Regions from separate parts of the Homo sapiens genome. Here all the other regions are linked to region 2. Evidence: chromatin contacts called from ENCODE Hi-C or POLR2A ChIA-PET data. All regions are on one chromosome and are shown on one strand. Each heading gives the region's core, a stretch centred on a gene start or an enhancer-like site at or near the end of the contact. The rest is flanking DNA. Distances are from core to core; before and after follow the strand shown.

Region 1 (4,746 bases), core at 466-2,965, 2.3 Mb after region 2:
CCAACCTCCGCCTCCCGGGTTCAAACCATTCTTCTGCCTCAGCCTCCCAAGTAGCTAGGATTACAGGCACCTGCCATCATGCCTGGCTAATTTTTGTATTTTTGTAGAGACAGGGTTTCACCATGTTGGCCAGGCTGGTCTTGAACTCCTGACCTCAGGTGATCTGCCTGCCTCGGCCTCCCAAAGTGCTGGGATTACAGGCATAAGCCACCGCACCCAGCCAAGGTTTTCTTAGTCTCAGCCCATCTGCTAGTTGTCCCCACCCTACAAGGACAGACTCTTTCTCCTACCTTGAGTCTGGAGCTTAGGCCCCCAGGGCCACCTCCTGGACCAAGCAGGCAGCCCAGAGCCACCCCTCTATCCTCTCAGCTCCTCCTGCCTATCTAGCCTTCCAGTACAGGAGGAGCTCAGGTTCTCAGGAATCCCTGACATCTTCTTCCCAGGTTAAAGGTCATCAGGTTTCAACCCTAGAGCCTCCTGCTCTAAGGCCAGCCCCACTCCCTTCCCCTAGCACCTTTGGCCCAAGGATTCCCCAAGCACTTTGCCCTGGTAGGTGAGTCTCAAGAAGGCGCAGCCTAGAGATGGGGCAAGGGGCAGTGTGAGGAGAGCCAAGCAGGGGCTGTGGCCAGGACAGCGGCGGCCAGGCGGGGAGACTGGGTCTGCTCAGTCTCTGGGGAGAAGCACCAATGGCAGGGGCCTTGGCAGGGCCAGGGGCAGCTGGGTTTCAATGCCCACAGGAAGCAGTTGGAACCAGTCCAGGAGAGGCCAAGGGCTAACCAAGCCATCAGCTGGCCAGGGCTCTACTCTGTCTGGATCTTGTTTCTCATGCCCAGGAGGGGTCACCACGCCCCCTCGGACCCCAGCACGTGCCACTTCTGCCCACCCACAGCCACCGCCCTCTTCCCTGCCTGGATGAGGCCAACAGCCTCCTCCTCCCTGGCCTCTGGACAGAACAGCCACGGTGGCCCTGGGGAGCTCAGTCCAGACAATTCCTCCCGTAGCTTTCCACTGGCCTCGGAGGGACTCTGATCTCTGCCAGGCCAGAGCGTCCCTGCAGGGCCTAGCCCCGCCCACCCCTCCCACCCGTCCCACCCCTCCCCTGGTTCTCCTTGATGCAGCCACATGGGCCTGTCAAGTCCCCTCTTTCCTTCCAAAGGCCTCGGCGGCGCGCGGTATCCCTCTGCCTGGGGCGTCCCCCATCCAGGCCGAGGACACCCCCCTAAACGCTGCTCCCCCGACCTGGGCTGCCTCTCGGGCGCTGCCCGCTGCGCGTTTGCTGAGTGGCTGACCCAAGGCTGGGCCCGCCCGTGTGTGACTCAGGCGGCCGCTCTCTTCTGGGAAGGGACGGGGTCGGGGTCTGGGCCCCTTTCCAAGGCCCTCATTGGAAGCCGAGGTCGCCCAGCGCGATGGGGTCCCGCCGGGGTTCCCGGACACTGGAGGTGGTGGCAGTGGACACCAGGACCAGGGGCCTCGCCCCCCTTGGCAGTGACGCCAGGGCCCCGACCCCTGACCCTTAGCTCCCCACTGCCTGACCCAGGGCTGCCCGACCCTTGACCCTGAGCCAGCGAGACGCGGCTCGGGGGCGACCCGGCGTCCGCAGCGGCGCTAACCTGGATGTTCTGGAAGTCCTGCTGTAGATCCTCCCAGTCCCGCAGGCAGTCGCCCAGCGGGCCCGGGGGCGGGGGCTGCATGGCTGCAGCGCCAGTAGCCAGTAGTGGAGGACGGCGCAGCAACCCCGGCCCACCCGAGGCTCCTCCGCCACCGCCCCCGTCCGCTTCCGGGCTCGCGCCGCCACGGGCACCAATGGGGAAAGGCCACGCCCCCCACCCCAGCCAATCCGGGACAGGGGCGGGGTATGGGCGGGGCCGTATGCAAGGGCGGTTGCTAGCCCCGGGACTCGCGGCCTGGACCGGGACTGGGACGGCTGCAGCCCCCGGGCCTGGACTGCACTGACTGTGCCAGCCGCGTGGTGCAGCCAGCAGGGCTCTGGCCCGTCATGCTGAGAGCAAACCAAGGTGCAGGGAGGTGACACCTGCTTGCAACATTTTCGTCCTTGGGAAGCTGAGCCTCTTTGGGGAAGGGAGTTAGAGCTGCTTCTCTCGCTTGGATTTTTACAGCGGCCTCCTTTCTCCCTGCCTCACCTCCACTGTCCCTTCTCGCGGCCACCGGACTGCCCTTCCCAAAACACAAGGCTGATTCCCCATCATGTTCATGCTTAAAACTTTCCAGCGGCTGTGTCCTGCCTACCAGGAGGTCCCTAATCGGAGCTCTGCAGCCATCCCGGGCTCTGTCCCAACTCACACCCTGAGGAAAGCCAGGGCTGTGTGTAAAGCCGTTCCCCCTCTGGCAAAACCCCACTCCTCCTTGAAGGCCTGCCCTTCTGTTGAGGGGAATCCCCCACCCCCTCCCACCCCCATCCCTCCACAGAGCGCGCTAAGTGGTGGGACGGCATTCATCTCTCTGTTCCCAGCCCCACCCACGCGGTGGCAGGGAATGGTTGCCGAATGGACTTGGGGAAGGTCCTGCATGGATGGACATCCTAATCCCCTACCAGTCCCCTAGTCTGTGCCGTCTCCTGATGCCCAGTTTGTTCTGTGGGTGCTGCCAGCTTTGGAGAAGTGCATTTGGAAAACAACTTCCAACTGGGTGCCGTGGCCCACACCTGTAATCCCAGCATTTTGGGGAGGCCGAGGCTGGAGGATCACTTGAGCCCAGAAGTTCGAGACCAGCCTAGGCAACAGAGCAAGACCCTGTTTCTACAAAAATAAAAATAAATTAGCCAGGTGTGATGGTGCATGCCTGCATTCCCAGCTACTCACTCAGGAGGTTGAGGTGGGAGGATCGCTTGAGCCCAGGGAAGTTGAGGCTGCAGTGAGCCATGATTGCGCCACTGCACTCCAGCCTGAGAGACACAGCAAGACCGTGCCTCCAAAAAAAAGGAAAGGGGGTAAAAAAAAGGAAAACTTTTAAGACCTTAGGAATTTCTAGAAACGTGGATAGGGAGATGGGGGAGGGGGTGAGAATCTCTCCTTGGTGAACACAGCCAGGCAGAAATGAGTGGGGAGCAGGGAAAGAAAATCTGTTTCAAGGGGTGGATGGCAGGAAGCGCTGGGGATGAGGCAAGGGTGTGATCCCATTCTAGGAGCCTGGGGGCTAGACAAGGCTGGGCTTGGTATCTCTGGGACTAGGGGACTGCCTATTGGTGGCTATTGTGACATCCTCTGTGAACCAACACAGGCAACCTCTGGGTACCCCCAGGCAGCCTCCAAAGGGTCTAAGTCACCAGGGGGATGCAGGGCAGCTGCTCTAGCAGCCAGATGCTCTTCCAGAGGCAGCCTCAGGGGTGCAGTTGGGATGGCCCGCGACACCTCAGGGATGCGGGTTCTTGGTGAACCTGAGCAGGGCGCATCAGCTAGGTGGCGTGAACAGGCACTTGGGAAGAATCAGTACAGGAGGCTAACATGAGACTTTCAGGCAGCAAAGGCCTTCTCCTTCCAGACAAGCCTGGGTATACACACTCTGGCCCTCCACCCACAAAATGCCCCCAGGTGAGGCTCTTCAGTACCCTTCGGTGGGCCTCGGAGAAGATCAGTAGAGCGGATCCATGATGTTTGTGATGGAATCTCCAAGGATAGTCTTCTCCCATTCCAGCAGCTGGCTCACCAATCCCCGATTTGGACACATGTTGTTTTTGCACTTCTTGACATAGGCCCAGGACCTCTATGAATACAAAGAGAGAAAGTGAACTTCACGATTGGTCCTGGGCCCTTTCCACTTGGATCAGAGGCAGCTTTCAGAGACAGGAGGCACTTGCACAGTGCCAGCAACACGGCTTAAGGGCTGGATGCAGAAACAGGGCAGCCTGGCATGAATGCATCAGTGCTGGGAGTCATGGGAGCTGACTCTGCCTTGGGCAAGCCCCTCTGCTTCTAAATCTGGTGACAGAAATAATTCCTATTTCAAACAGCTTCTGGGAAGATTAAGACAATATACATGAAACCACCTGTGGATGGCAAACACTATGCCAAGCCTAGTGCAGTCTCAACAAAGGTTTGCATTGTGACTGGACAAATTAATGGAAAGAGGAAGAGAACTGTGGGCAAATTCTCTGAAGAAGAAAATTCAAGCTGCCCTCCTTCAGGCATCCACCTTAAAGTACAGGAAGTGTTGCTGCATGAAGGAGGGTGAGCACCTGGTCTCCATCTGGATTGAGGACAAACGAAAAAGGGAAAGGCAAGAGTGGTGCCTAAAACTAGGAACAGAAGGAAATGGCCAGGCACAGTGGCTCATGCCTGTAATCCTGGCACTTTGGGGGGCCGAGACGGGTGGATCACCTGAGGTCAGGAGTTCGAGACTAGCCTGGCCAATGTGGCGAAACCCTGTCTCTACTAAAAAAATGCAAAAATTAGCCAAGTATGGTGGCACATGCCTGTAATCCCAGCTACTTGGGTGGCTGAGGCAGGAAAATTGCTTGAACCTGGGAGGCGGAGGTTGCAGTGAGCCGAGATTGCACCACTGCACTCCAGCCTGGGTGACAGAGCAAGACTCTGTCTCAAAAACAAAAAAGGAAGGAAGTGATGTCAACCTGATAAAGGCCATATATGAGAAGCCCACAGCTAACATCACACTCAATGGCGAAAGATAAAGTTTTTCCTCTAAGATCGGGAACAAGGCAAGGGTGCTTGCTTTCATCACTTCTGTTCAACATAGTCCTAGAAGTCCTAGCCAGAACAATGAGGCAAGAAA
Region 2 (4,329 bases), core at 353-2,852:
GGGGCACCTTGGGTGTATCACCTGGATGACAGAACTGAGCTGTTCATCCGCCAGTTTTCGGGCACGGGAGCGGGGCAGCTCATCTGCGATGTTGATGGCCCTCATGGCTGCCACATAGGTTGCAAAGTGGGAGACACCTGTGCTTTCCACTGGGCTGATATCTACAGCAATGAGACGTTCCACCAGCTCTGGCTGTGGGAGAGAACCGAACTGGGACCAGTCTTAGGCAGACATAGGGAGTCTCAGGCATGGCTCCTGGAGCCTGAACTTGGTCATCCAACGATCATGTGAGTCCCAGGTTGCCTGCAGGGCCCTCAGGGTATATACTGAATGGGAGGAGGCCCCAGACATGGGCGGCTCACCCTCTGTAGTGCCAGCAGCATGGCTGTCTTTCCTCCCATGCTGTGGCCAACGACGACGCAGGGCACCAGGCCCAGCTGGGGCAGAAGGTCCTGCAGGTCCTGGCTCATGATCTCGTAGCTCATGTCTGGGCTGTGGGGGCTGTCACCGTGGTTACGAGCATCCACCGTCAGCACCTGGGGAGTGGGGTGAGACGGGGCTGCGTTGATATCCCCATTCTGGGGGTAGACAGCCAAAGGCTTGTAGGGACAGCAGGTCAAAGGTGTGGAGAGCCTGGGGATACACCCTGTGGAGGGGAAGGGCCCAGTTTCCAGACCTAGGAGGCCCAGATGAAGAACCTGGGGCCACTCTGCCAGAGAAGAGCAGGCCCCAGGGTTGTGACCACGTCTCTGAAGGGCTGGCCTGGCTGGGTGGCAATCTCGGAGAATGCCAGGAAGGAGACTCCAGGAATTTCCAACAGTAGGAGCACAGAAGAATGGGCTGCCATAAGAGGTGGTGAGCTCCCGGTCATCCCTAGTGAACAAGCAGGCCCCTTCATGGAAAGGGTGCAGGCGCCTAGGCATGGGCCAGCCCCGATGGAGATCTACAACATGAATTAATGAAGATGGCAACGTGAGGGAATAAATGGGGTTGCCGTTCAGGGTCCATACTCAGAGTGAGGGATCTGGAAGTGAGCGTGAGAAGCGGGACCCCCCCTGCCCCGCCTCCTCTCAGGCCCCGCCCACTCCCGCCCAGCCCCAAAGGAGCCCCGCCCACTCGAAAGCTCACCCTACGGCCTGTCTGCTGGGCCAAGATCTTGGCGATGGAGTTGAAGTTAGTTTTGCTGCCGAAGAGCCCGTGCAAAAAGACGACGGCCGGGAGGGCTGCCTCCCCGTCCAGAAGCCTGTAGGAAAGCGGAAGCGGCCTGGCAGGGGAAGGATCGAGGTCAGAGTCTGAGCCGGCGGAGACGGGGAAAGGGGTAGGGGGAAAGAGCTTTGGGGGAGAGGCCTGGGAGGTGACAGGCCCAAAGGGAGGAGATGGGGCCGTCGGGGCCCGGCAGGAAAAGGAGGACAGAGGATGGCCTCCCGCCCGGTGCCCTTGACTGACCTCGGCTCGGCGCCCCCTCGGCCGCCGCTGCTGCTGCTGGGTGCGACAGGCACCCTCGCGAAGCTAGGGCCGTGGGGGCCGAGTCCCTCACGCGGGAGCCTCCAGGCTCGGGTCCAGCGGAGCATGCTTGCAAGCTGTTGGCCGGCTCGCATCTCACAAGGTACGTCCTCCCCGCGCTCCTTCTCCCGCCCTAGCTCGCAGCCCCGCCCATTTCCGTCTTCAGCCGCCCCGCCCAGTTCCGACTTGAGCCCCGCCCTCTCCCCGCCCCCATCGCGGGATTCTCCGCCCTTGGTCCCGTTTCCTTACGTATCCCCGAGAACAGTCCGGCCCCGCCTCCATCCCCGCCCCTTACGCCATTACGTAATCCCCGCAGGCTTTGCGCGGGTCGCCCTGAGCGCCGCACCTGGCCTCGCCCTAGGCTGGGCAACCCGCGGTGCTTGCCCCTCCCCTCGCGAAGCGCCGCGGTGCGTAGAATCTGGGAATTCGGTCTGCGCCGCTCTGTGCGTGCTCGGTTCTGGTTGCAGCTTAGGGCTCGGTTCCCGCCCCGCACCTGCCATCGCTCACTGACCTGGGTGGCTGCCATCGTTTCTGTGCCGCCGGCGGGGGCGAGCGGCGCCAGGGTGGCTCTGGGCGGCGGAGTGCCAGTGTGGTGGCGCCGTGCTCCACTGCCGGGGGCCCGGGCAGGTTGGGCGGAGCACGGACACCCACCCATCCTGGAGTCGTCGATCTAGAAGGAGCTCGGGGGCACTCTAGAGCTCTTCCCCAAGCCCCTTCGTCCCTTTTACGTTTGGGGAAGGCTCCCCCAGTCTGATCCCACCTGCTTTTCTGCCCATACTCCCCATTCTCATACTCCCCTATCAGGCACCCTGCCTTTCAAGGTCTTCTCCACACCCCACCTCCTGCTGGGGTGCTGTCTGTCTTCCAGATAGCCAGTTGCCCGAGTCCTATACTTTTTTTTGGTGGGGGTCTTACCCTCGCCCAGGCCGGAGTGCAGTGACGCGACCGTAGCTCACTGCAGCCTCGACCTCCTGGGCTCAAGCGATCCTCCCGCCTTTGCCTCCCGAGAATCTGGGACTACAGGCGCAGACTAATTTTAACATTTTTTTTTTTTTTTTTTTTTTTACTGAATCATGGTTACAATTTTTTTTTTTAGGCCGGGTGCGGTGGCTCACGCCTGTAATCCCGGCACTTTGGGAGGCTGAGGTGGGCAGATCACCTGAGGCCAGGAGTTGGAGACCACCCTGGCCAATATGGTGGAACCCCGTCTTTACTAAAAATACAAAAATTAGCTGGGCGTGGTGGCGGGTGCCTGTAATCCCAGCTACTCGGGAGGCTAAGGCAGGAGAGTCGCTTGAACTCAGGAGGCGGAGGTTGCAATGGGCGGAAATCATGCCACTGCACACCAGCCTACCGGACGGAGACAGACTCCGTTTAAAAAAAAAAAAAATTGCCGTGGGTGGTGGCACGGCCCTGTAATCCCAGCTACTGGGGAGGCTGAGGCAGGAGAATCGTGTGAACTTGGGAGATGGAGGTTGCAGTGAGCCGAGATCTTGCCACTGCATTCCAGCCTCAGTGACAGAGCGAGACTCCATCTCAAAAAAAAAATTTTTTTTTTAAAAAATAGAAGCGGGGGCTTGCTATGTTGCCCAGGCTGGTCTCGAACTCCTGGGCTCAAAGTGCTGAGATTACAGGCATGAGCCACCACACCTGGCCCAACAAAATTTTTTTTAGAGAAGGGGTCTTGCTACCTTGCCCAAGCTGGTCTCCAGCTCCTGGCCTCAAGCGACCTTCCTGTCTCAGGTATATGGCTTTTATTTTATTTTTTCTGAGACAGGGTTTCACTGCGTCACCCAGGCTGGACTGCAGTGGCACAATCACGGCTCACTGCAACCTCTTCCCCCTGGGCCCAGGCAATCTTCCTGCCTCACCCTCCCGAGTAGCTGGGACCACAGATGTGCACCACCATGTCTGGCTAATTTTTTTCTGTTTTGTAGAGATAGAGTCTTACTATGTTCTAGGCATAGCAAGGGGACAGTTTCAGGCTGGTCTGGAACTCCCAGACTCAACTGATCCTCCTGCCTCAGCCCCCTGAGTAGCTGGAATTACAGGTGTGCTCCACCATGCCTGGCCTCAGCTATAGGCCTTTTAAGGCATTGTATAACTGCTGCCTCCTCCTCAAGCCTTCGCAGACTTTCTGAGTTAAAACTAATCTCTTTCATGGAATGTTCTGGAAGCATTTCTCAGAGGCTACTGTGTAGTATTATAGAGGCAGCCCTCCCTGTGTGTCCACAGCGGGAGCTATGTCTTGTTCATCTGGTGCAAAGTGGTAATAGTCATCAAGAGCTTCAGGGCACTGGTAAATGCTTATGTGGAAGTCCTGCGGGTGGCTGGGTTAGTGGCCCTCCCGGATATGACACCTGGGCCAGCTAGTCTTACACTGACCCCTCCCCCACCTCCTTAGGGCGGTCCAGGACCTACAGGATGAGTCCTAACTTTTTTTTTAAAAAAATAATTAATTAATTAATTATTACTATTATATTTTGAGACGGAGTTTTGCTCTTGTTGCCCAGGCTGGAGTGCAATGGTGCGATCTTGGCTCACCGCAACCTCTACCTACTGGGTTCAAGCGACTCTCCTGCCTCAGCCTCCCGAGTAGCTGGGATTACAGGCATGCGCCACTACGCCGGCTAATTTTGTATTTTTAGTAGAGACGGGGTTTCTCCACGTTGGTCAGGCTGGTTCAAACTCCCGACCTCAGGTGATCTGCCCGCCTCGGCCTCCCAAAATGCTGGGATTACAGGTGTGAGCCACTGCGCCTGGCCATTAATTTTTTTTTTTTTTTGAGACAGGGTCTGGCTCTGTCATGGAGGCTGGAACCTGGCT
Region 3 (4,389 bases), core at 1,675-4,174, 2.3 Mb after region 2:
AGACTGTTACCCATTCTTCCCATGAGACTTCTCCCACACTGGCCCTACCCACTCCATTTCTATGGCCACCACCGTAATTCAGACCTTTGTCATCCATAAAATAGATTCCTAAACAATCTCCCTGAATAGATTCCTAAACAATCTCCATTTTTTTTTTCCTGGGAATTCTTAGCATACAAGGTCAGTCTAATCTTCCTCAAACACAGTTCTGGCAGTGTCACAAAAGCCTGATTGGCCAGGTGCAGTGGCTCACGCCTATAATCCCAGCACTTTGAGAGGCTGACTCGGGCAGATCACTTGAGGTTAGGAGTTCTAGACCAGCCTGGCCAACATGACAAATCCCTGTCTCTGCTAAAAATACAAAAATTAGCCAGGTGTGGTGGTGCACACCTGTAATCCCAGCTACTTGGGAGGCTGAGGCAGGAGAACTGCGTGAACCCGGAGGTGGAGGTTGCAGTGAGCCGAGATCGCGCCACTGCACTGCAGCCTGGGCAACAGCGTGAGGCTCCATCTCAAATAAATAAACAACCTTTGATAAACACTTGCTTCCCAAGAAATGAAATACAAACTTCTCAGCTAACATTCATGGGACCGGCACAATCTAGTTTTTCCCAACCTGCTGTTTCCAGCTGTACCTAAAACCACTCAACTCTCCACAAATTCACTGAGGCCCTTTCAGCCCAGTCGCATGTTGGACAAAAAAAACAGAAGAAAGACTTAGTACCTGGCAAGACTTAATACCTGGCTCTGAGGTGCTCTCAGTTACAAGACAGAGGAGTAAATAATTACCAGAAGATGCAGTCAGTGATAAGATAAACAAAGGACACTGCTTGCCCTAATGTCCCCACTCCAAAATAAATGATCTATTCACTGTCCCCTGAATACTGGCCTATGCTTATTTTTTCCCGCTAGGATTTTATTTGGCCTTTTTTCTCCTCCTTTCCTGTCTAAACATTTCCCATTGTTAAATGCTCAGGCCCTAGTGCCCCTCCTTTGAGAATTCTGATTCCAAGGCAAGGGATCTTTCCCTCCTCTGGAGTTGAATGTTCCATTGAGAAACACCTACTCTTCCAGCATGTCTCAGCTTATCTGCTGTGTGTGTGTGTGTGTGTGTGTGTGTGTGTGTGTGTGTGTGTGTGTGTGTGTGTGTGTGTGTGTGCGCGCGCGCGCGCGCGCGCTTTTGAGCCGGAGTTTAGCTCTTATCACCCAGGATGGAGTACAATGGCACAATCTTGGCTCACAGCAACCTCCACCTCCTGGGTTCAAGGGATTCTCCTGCCTCAGCCTCCTGAGTAGCTGGGACTACAGGCACACGCCACCATGCCCAGCCAATTTTTGTATATTTAGTAGAGATGGGGTTTCGCCACATTAGCCAGTCTGGTCTCAAACTCCTGACCTCAGGTGATCTGCCCGCCTTGACCTCCCAAAGTGCTGGGATTACAGGCATAAGCCACCACACCCGGCTTTTTTTTTTTTTTTTTTTGAGACAGAGTCTTTCTCCGTCGCCCAAGCTGGAGTACAGTGGGGTTATCTCGGCTCACTGCAACCTCCCTCCACCTCCCGGGTTCAAGCGATTCTCCTGCCTCAGCCTCCGGAGTAGTTGGGGCTACAGGTGTACACCACCACGCTGGGCTAATTTTTGTATTTTTAGTAGAGATGGGGTTTCACCATGTTAGCCAGGCTGGTCATGAACTCCTGGCCTCAAGTGATCGGCCCGCCTCAGCCTCCCAGAGTGCTGGGATTACAGGCATGAGCCACCTTGCCTGGGGGTGTTGTTTAATTTTAAAAATATGTATCAGGCCGGGCGCGGTGGCTCACGCCTGTAATCTCAGCACTTTGGGAGGCCGAGGCGGGTGGATCACGAGGTCAGGAGTTCGAGACCAGCCTGACCAACGTGGTGAAACCCCGTCTCTACTAAAAAAAAAATACAAAAAATTAGCCAGGTGTAGTGGTGCGCTAATCCCAGCTACTCAGGAGAATGAGGCAGGAGAACCACTTGAACCTGACAGGCAGAGGTTGCAGTGAGCCAAGATCGCGCCACTGCACTCCAGCCTGGGCTAGAGAGACTCCGTCTCAAAAAAATAAATAAATTCATACATTTAAGTAATAAACTCATTGTGAGCAAGGAATTCTACTCGACTTTCTGTCTGCGTAAACTCTACAAATCCACTTGGCCTCAGCCACAGTGTCTTTATTCGTAAAGCAGAAACAGTGGGACCGTCAGAGCACTGCCGGGCAGGCGAGAGAAGACAGGAACTGTATGACCACGGAAGTTGTTGTCCCTACAACCTATTTGCTCATCTGGAACACAGAATAGTGGTCCTCTAAAGCTTGCAGGGCTGGAGGTCGCCATTATCAGCAGTGGTGTCACTAAACCTGAACCCAAGGGTCTCTGCAACTTGGGAAACGACGGCCCGGATCTGAGGAGATGGCCCCTTCCTCCCACCCCGCCTAAGGACTCTCAGCCTCCCTGACCCTACCTTTCCGGAGCTCAGAGTCCCCTCTGGCCTCCAAGGGCAGAAGGAATGGGTTTGGCTGAGGTCGGGGGCTCGGGTCTGGGACGCGCTCCACCTCCCCGGCTGCGCGACTATGGCCAGGCTCCCTGTCGGAGCCTCTGCCTGGGGCCCCACCTGGAAAAATGGCTCCTCTAAGGCGCTTCCAGCCTAAAGCCCGTCCTCTTCCACCTCTTGGGTGCAGACTGGCCCTCCCACTCCGACCGCAGGTCCCCCACCGGCCACACAGACGGCTACGCTAGAACCCAGCCAAACACCGGGGTTGCCAGGATGGTCCCACAGCTTTCCTTTCCGACTCCCGGAAGTGGCCGTGATCTCACGAGATCCCGGAGGCGAGCGCGACCGGAAGTCCGGTCACTCTCGCGAGGCCCCAGAGAGCAGGCGCTGGGCAGTGTGGAGGTCGTTGGAGTCACTTCCCCGTCACCAGCTCCTGTGCCTGCCAGTCGGTGCCCCTCCCGCTCCAGCCATGCTCTCCGCCCTCGCCCGGCCTGCCAGCGCTGCTCTCCGCCGCAGCTTCAGCACCTCGGCCCAGGTAGGCCAGACGAGGGGCGGCCTGCAGGCGGAGGCCCCCCGGCCCGGGCCACGTGCGTCCCCGGTTCGCGGGCAGCTCTGACCCTCTCCAGGCCAGCCTGGACCGCAGGGATGCCCGGCACTGGCTGGAGACTGTGGCGCCCGGGGCAGGCCCTGACACTGGCCTGGAGGTGCGGGGGAGAAAGCCGGGGAAAAGGGGGCGAGGTAGTCCCGCTCCAGGGCCGGTCCATTTGTCAGGGTTCCCCCAGGTCTCCCAGATTTCCCAGAGGACCTGCTCTTGGCTTGCACGCCTTCAAGGTTGGGAAACCAGGGCTCTGCATCTGAAAGTAAACTTACGTTTTTTTCTGCAGCGTTCCATTGCTTTGACGTAGCTAATCTCCTTGCAGCATCCGTGTGAGTTGTGCGTGAATAAAAGAAATCGTATACTTCCTAATTCCATAGTATGGACAAACCGAGGCTAGAGAACTGGGCCAGGGTTACAGTCATTTGGCCAGAGGATTAGAATTCAGCGCTTCTGACCTGAAGACGGCTTCCTCTTAACCTTTTTGGAGGATCTCTCCTGCTGTGGGCGGACTGAGCCTGCCGCCAGGTGTCTTAACAGTGCTTGACTTGGCCCGCGACCACTTAAGCCTAGGAGCCTAGGCTATTTTTAGCCATCTTCTAGAATGGTGGTTCTTAAACTCTGCAGTGTGTCAGAATCACCAGAAAGCTAATAAAAAACAGACGTCTGGGTTCATTGAAGAAGCTTAAGACTGCGGGGGGGGGGGGGGGGGTCCGCATTTTTACCAGGTGAATCTAATTAAACCTAATTTTGAGAACCCAGGAGGTGCTCGCATTGCCTTTTAATTACGACGCCCAAGAGGGAGGTAATTTTAAAGGGGAATCCAAATTTATCATCGAAGTTCTCGAGTTTCCTGTACATCCAGTTCATTTGAAAAATAAATACAAATGCTCCTGGATTGATGGCTACTTCCCATACCCATCGCAAGTTGGTAATATCCTAAGTCAAAAGGCGAGTTTAACTTTGTGTATTTTCAACTTGCAATGGGTTCCCACAGGCAACCCCATTGTAAGTTGAATGTACCAAATGCTTTTGCGCTGCGGTGAAGTGGGGGCCCAGCTGTATACAGATAAGTACATTAAGTACCTGTGCTTGCCAACAACTATGCTGGGTGCTGCAGGGGATACCAAGATAAGTGAGAAGTGACACTTGATATGGGACAGGAATGAGTAAACTTAGGACAGGTGGAAGCGATGAAGGTCTTAGGGAATGAGTAAACTTAGGACAGGTGGAGGCGATGAAGGTCTTAGGGAATGAGTAAACAGGACAGGAGGGATGAGGTGT

Evidence for each region. Hi-C counts contacts between places; a loop is a spot of excess contacts on that map. ChIA-PET counts read pairs that join two places held with the same protein, here RNA polymerase II (POLR2A). Pooled maps may share reads with other maps.
Region 1: a loop to region 2 is called in a map of B cell, with 31 times the contacts of the local background. The contact joins the promoter of TMEM120A here to the promoter of ABHD11 in region 2. A Hi-C loop is called at or near these places in 1 of 168 maps with a recorded cell type or tissue (B cell), 1 of 37 single-sample maps with no recorded cell type and 5 of 50 pooled maps.
Region 3: a map of CD8-positive, alpha-beta T cell shows a loop between it and region 2 (21-fold over the local background). The contact joins the promoter of MDH2 here to the promoter of ABHD11 in region 2. A Hi-C loop is called at or near these places in 1 of 168 maps with a recorded cell type or tissue (CD8-positive, alpha-beta T cell), 1 of 37 single-sample maps with no recorded cell type and 9 of 50 pooled maps. POLR2A ChIA-PET finds 5 or more read pairs at or near these places in 2 of 52 experiments (GM12878 and activated naive CD4-positive, alpha-beta T cell).

What each region holds. Positions count from the first base shown.
Region 1 is chr7:75,992,880-75,997,625 of GRCh38, forward strand. It overlaps TMEM120A (transmembrane protein 120A), which reads right to left and starts at 1,716. Exons shown (of 12, transcript NM_031925.3): 1 at 1,611-1,716. The coding sequence starts at 1,691. It overlaps STYXL1 (serine/threonine/tyrosine interacting like 1), which reads right to left. Exons shown (of 9, transcript NM_001317785.2): 9 at 3,463-3,720. The coding sequence ends at 3,589. RefSeq lists silencers at 1,438-1,497, 1,508-1,957.
Region 2 is chr7:73,737,200-73,741,528 of GRCh38, forward strand. ABHD11 (abhydrolase domain containing 11) reads right to left here and starts at 1,603. Exons shown (of 6, transcript NM_148912.4): 1 at 1,447-1,603; 2 at 1,129-1,264; 3 at 363-536; 4 at 22-192. The coding sequence starts at 1,571. RefSeq lists enhancers at 1,402-2,059, 2,060-2,716 and a silencer at 1,624-1,723.
Region 3 is chr7:76,045,182-76,049,570 of GRCh38, forward strand. MDH2 (malate dehydrogenase 2) reads left to right here and starts at 2,925. Exons shown (of 9, transcript NM_005918.4): 1 at 2,925-3,045. The coding sequence starts at 2,980. STYXL1 (serine/threonine/tyrosine interacting like 1) reads right to left here and starts at 2,819. Exons shown (of 9, transcript NM_001317785.2): 1 at 2,481-2,819. RefSeq lists enhancers at 2,292-3,074, 2,520-2,609, 2,720-2,799, 3,075-3,856 and a silencer at 3,050-3,209.